Linked DNA regions of Homo sapiens: region 1 is linked to region 2. Evidence: chromatin loops called from intact Hi-C (ENCODE). Cell type or tissue: heart right ventricle. All regions are shown on one strand.

The links. Peaks named below come from ENCODE experiments on the same cell type or tissue, not always from the same donor. Only the 100,000 strongest peaks of a DNase experiment are listed, where the experiment ranks them.
Region 1: a loop joins it to region 2, with 4 times the contacts of the local background. A loop is called at or near these places in 17 of 110 quality-filtered maps.

The regions. Positions count from the first base shown.
Region 1 is chr6:162,731,115-162,733,614 of GRCh38, forward strand. All of the region lies in intron 1 of PACRG (parkin coregulated), which reads left to right. Among named protein-coding and RNA genes, the nearest start is that of PACRG, 4.4 kb to the left of the region's middle. In heart right ventricle, no CTCF peak of the experiment used is centred here; no DNase peak of the experiment used is centred here.
Region 2 is chr6:162,176,657-162,179,156 of GRCh38, forward strand. The region is part of intron 4 of PRKN (parkin RBR E3 ubiquitin protein ligase); the gene reads right to left. Among named protein-coding and RNA genes, the nearest start is that of LNCR-SMAL, 57 kb to the right of the region's middle. In heart right ventricle, a CTCF peak has its summit at 1,304 (motif pointing right); a DNase peak (open chromatin) is centred at 1,272; H3K27ac peaks cover 1,526 bases.

The DNA.
Region 1 (2,500 bases), 550 kb after region 2:
GGAATAAATAATTTTTTTAATATTAAAGGTTGAGTATTCCTATTCCAAAAGTCTGAAACCTGAAGTGGTCCAAAATACAAAACTTTTTGAGTGTTGACATTACACTCAAAGAAAACTCTTTTGAGCATTTTGGATTTCAGATTTTCAGAACTGGCGTGACCATCAGTATATAATACAGATATAGTCAGCTCTTTGTACAGATTCTGCCTCCATGGATTCAACTAACCTTGGATTGAAATGTTTGGGATAAAAATTTTATCTGTATTGAACATGTACAGACTTTTTTTTTTGAGTCATTATTCCCTAAACAATAGAGCATAGCAACTATTTATGGAGCATTTATATTGTTTTAGATATTATAAGTAATATAGACATGATTTAAAGTATATAGGTAGAAATGTGTAGGTTACATACAAATACTACGCCATGTTATATCAGGGACTTGAGCATCTGAAGATTTTGGTATCTGCAGGAGGTCCTGGAAACAATTCCTCATGGAGACTGAGGGATGACTGTATTCCAAATTTGAACAAAAAACAAAAACAAATCCAAAACACTTCTGGTCCCAAGCATTTCAGATAAGGGATAGTTCAACCTATACTTTACATGTATAGTGTGTTTTATATTTACCAATCATGTGCTCATTTAACACGTAGTGGTAATCATCAATATTTATAAATTATATATTAAAATATTAATTTGGCTTCTGTAACACTGACCAAATAACAATAGCTTAATTAAGATGGAAGTTGTTTCTCTCATAATAGAAGTTCAATTTTGTAGGCAATCCCAGGAGGTTGGGCAGCATTCCCCATGAGGCAGGTGCAGGGGCATAGGAGCATGTTTGTTCTTTGCATCCTGTAAAATGACACCTGAGACAAGGGGGGCTCGAGACCACCAGGGTCAAATACCTGCCCTCAAGAAGGAGGAAAGTGGAAGCAGAGAGCTTCCCATTATGTGCATGACCCAGACACAGCACCCCACTTTCATTCTCATCCAACTGGCCAGAACCTAGTAATAAATACACCTACATTTTCCCTTTTTGCAAAAGCCTATGAAAGCTTGACCCATGAAGCAACTCCCAAGCCCACGTACCTGTCTCCTCAGGAAAAGGATGAAGGAAGCTATGTAGTTCCAAAAGGGCATCATCTCCAACACCTACTTCAGGTGGAGGAGAGAAAAATGGGTATGGAGCAATCTGCAAGAATGAGGCAGGAAGAAATGAAGAGCAAACAGCTTCACTATGAGGGCATGTCCCAGAAACAGCAATCCTCACTCCTGCTCAAATCCATTGCCAAAACCTAGTCTTATGGCCACAGCTAGTTGCAAGAGAGGCTGGGACATGTAGTCTTTAACTGGTAGCTCTGTGTCCGGCTCAAACTCACAATGTTTTATTACTGTAGCCAAGGAATATTGGGGGATAATTAGAAGTGTCTAGCTCCAGTGCTAAATGTGCTACATTATTAGTGAAGAAAAGGAGAGAGACAAGTAAAATAATTACAATACAAATAAACAGATGTCTCTGGCAGAGAAGTACTAATGATGAAGGGACCAAGTGGCGATGAACTAATGGGTGCCCTCATCACCTTTTGTCTAGGCTTGTACAATATCATCCACCTATCAATTGGTTGACTCCCTCAATCAATTATCAGTACAATTACACTAATCTTTCTGGTACAATGTTCTGCTCCTATCACTATTCAGAGCTTTTGGAGCTTCCCAATTCTTATAGAAAAAAAGTCAAGATACTTCCCCAGGGCCAGCAAGGTCTTGTGTGATCTAATCCCATTCTGTGTTCTAAAATTTCATCTCCCACTGTTCTCATTTGCTTCAGTCAATCTGAACCAAGGAAATAAACTCATATTCTTTATTTTTGTGTTTCTGTTTATGTTGTTCCCTTTGCTCGAACACCCTTCTCCCTACATATCTGCATATACAAATTCATTCTATCATCAGGTAACACATATCTATTGATCACAGACTATGTGCAAAGCACTGTTTTAAATGCTAGGAATTTAGCAGTCAGCAAAAGACAGAACACATGCTGTCAAGAAGCTTATATTTTTGTGGCCAGCAAAATGCCAACTGCTTTAAGAAGACTTCTTTAATTCTCCCTTCCTGTCACCCACATAGAAAGTTATCCTTTATTCATTGTGTTCTACTTTGTATTATGGTCATTTCTGCTCATGTTTTATCTCCTTATGTAAATTCTCCGTGAGGGCAGTATCCACATCTAAGTCACTTTTTAATCTTAACCAGAACCTAACAGTGTATTCAATAAATATTTGATGAATGAAGGAAAGCAATTCTACCCTTTCTTCTTATCTCATATTCTCCTACTTTCTTATTATAATTGTTATTTGTCTCTATTTTGAATTTTTTTAAGCCATCCTCTCTAATTGTGGAGCCCAGAAGCTCCCTTTAAAACTTGAGAAGGCCGAATCATGGCATTCGTCACCTCAACCCCTCAGGTGGCTCCCTGCCTCACTCAGAGTAAAAG
Region 2 (2,500 bases):
TCGACAGGTGACTACATGAAAATATTTGTATATGATGATACCATAAATAAAAAACAGCAGACAGTGGAAACTGATAGACTAGAACAATATACATGCGACTCCCACAGTAGAGAAAAGGTTACTATCTGCCATAAATACGGCTTACACTGTGATTTGAAAACCCTACCTAATGTATGGGAGCAGAGAGAAATGCTCAATAAACAGATGAAACAAAATTTAAGTTACAAGAATATTTTGTTTTGGCTAATCAGACTCTGAACACAATGAAATTCCTTTTTTTTTTTTTTGGGAAAAGGAGTCCTTTCATAAAATGAAAGCAAAAGTGTGAATTATTACAGCCTGAAATTAAGGAAATAAGTATAAGGACATATATTTTACTCACACACAAAAAAATAAATAAATGCATATAAATATGTATACCCCTATTCACTGGATTGCTGTATATAGTCACACACACACATGCACAGGCACTCACACCAAAATCTAGAAATATCAGTAACAAATCAATAGGCAAATGTTTAAATCAAAGCCATTGCAGCAGAGCATAGAATATTATGCAGTCATAAAAAATTTTTAAAAATAGAACTATAAAAATTACCTTTGAGAGAATGGCTATAAATGATTAAGAGAAACAAATTCAGAAGAAAAAAGAAAAAACTTATTTCTATGTGTGAGTGTGAATGCATGCCAGAGATATCAGAAAGGATTTTCACTAAAATGGTTAGCAATGCTTGTATCAGCGGTTTCTACCTCACCTTTTTTATATTGGTTAAGTGTTATATAATGAGAGTGCATTGCATTATTTGTCACATAAAATTTAATTTGAAAGCTATTTCATTGCTAAAAGGCACTGGTATAACTATAACTTATTTTTCTCATTTAAAAATATTCTATCAAAATAACATAGTGCTTCCACCAGGTGTGTGTCAAAAAAAGAAAAACAACAATTACTAATGCCTATCATTTAAAAGGACTTTGATATAATTAAGCGAAAAAAAAAATAAAAGCAAAGCACGTTCTCTTTGTGCCTTCCAACTACACCAAGAATACAACAAAGACGGCAGAAGTTTGTCTGTACATTTAATAAAGAAAACAAATTAAAGAGAGTGCTTTGCACTGGGACATTTGAATCCAGTGGCAGCTGCCAGATTAAAAAAATAAATAAAGAGCCATAGATCAAGCTGCAGCTGCGTGCCTCCAACTCACTCCGCAGCACAGGCCCAAAGCCATTGTCAGTGCCCCCGGATGTGTGGGTGTCCTTCATTTCTCTTTGAATGTGGCCAGGCCTCTTGAAGGAGAACACTAGGTGGCATGCCTACCAAGCTCTGAAACACCATTAACCACCAGGAAAAAATGCGATTAGGATTCTATTTGGAGATCATATTTTCCCCTGTAGGCTAAGGAGGCATTCTCTAACACTGACAGGCTCTGAGTCTCTTTAGCCAGAAAATCAAAAAGTTTCTGTGAAGCCACTAGGTAGGACTTTTAGAAATAGAGTCGCTACATCCTCTAGGCTCCTGGGAAAGAACCTGTAGCTGAATTATTTTTGTGGGTCATCCGTAAAATGTTAATTGTGGATTGTCAAACCCTTACTGCAGAGAGGACTTTCACAGAAACAGTTCTATTTCTGATAAATCAATTTTAGCAGAAGAGTCTCTTTTGACATGCTTAATTCAATGAGCAAATTGTAATGGGCCTATCCCTTAAGACACTGGTGTTTGTGTGTTTGGGAGTGTTCGCTCAGCAATCTTGGCCCTGATGCTGGGGGAATTTGAACCTGACAGGCCCAGAGGATGGGGCCAGCCCCTTTCCCTGGCCTATGGCTCCGGTGCTCCAGACACACACACCTGAGCTACCTCCCTTAAAGGTTGGAGGTCAATTAAATCCCTCAAGTACCTACTACCAAGCTATTTGTTTAAAGACTATTTTGGCCATTTTTTTGATCAGTAGGATATTGTCACGTGCTGCCAAAGTGCTGCAGGTGGACATGTTTGTGTGTTCTGAAGGACTTACATCATCCTGCAATGGTCAGCTTTATGACACAAAGAATGAGTGATAACTCAGTCTTCTCAGTTTTGTGTCGTTTGTGGTTTTGTTTGTGTTTATTTCTTTCCCTATCTGGGGTAAAAGCCTCAGTCCCTGATTCAGCAGCTTTCTATCTAGGTGTCTGATTTACTGAATTGCATCATCTCTTCCTCATCAGTGTTTTCGCTTGTTTGCTTGTTTGTTTTGAGTCAAGGGCTCTCCGTCTGTCACTGAGGCTGAGTGCAAGTGGTGCGATCACAGCTCGCAGCAGCCTCAAACTCCTGGCCTCGAGCGATCCTCCCACCTTTGCCTCTTGGGTAGCAGGGACTACAGGTGTGTGCCACCACACCTGATGCCTGGCTAATTTTTAAAATTTTTTTCGTAGAGACGGAGTCTCACTATTTCCCAGGCTGGTCTCAAACTTCTGGCTTCAAGCAACGCTCCTGCCTCGGCCTCTCGAAGTGCTGGGATTACA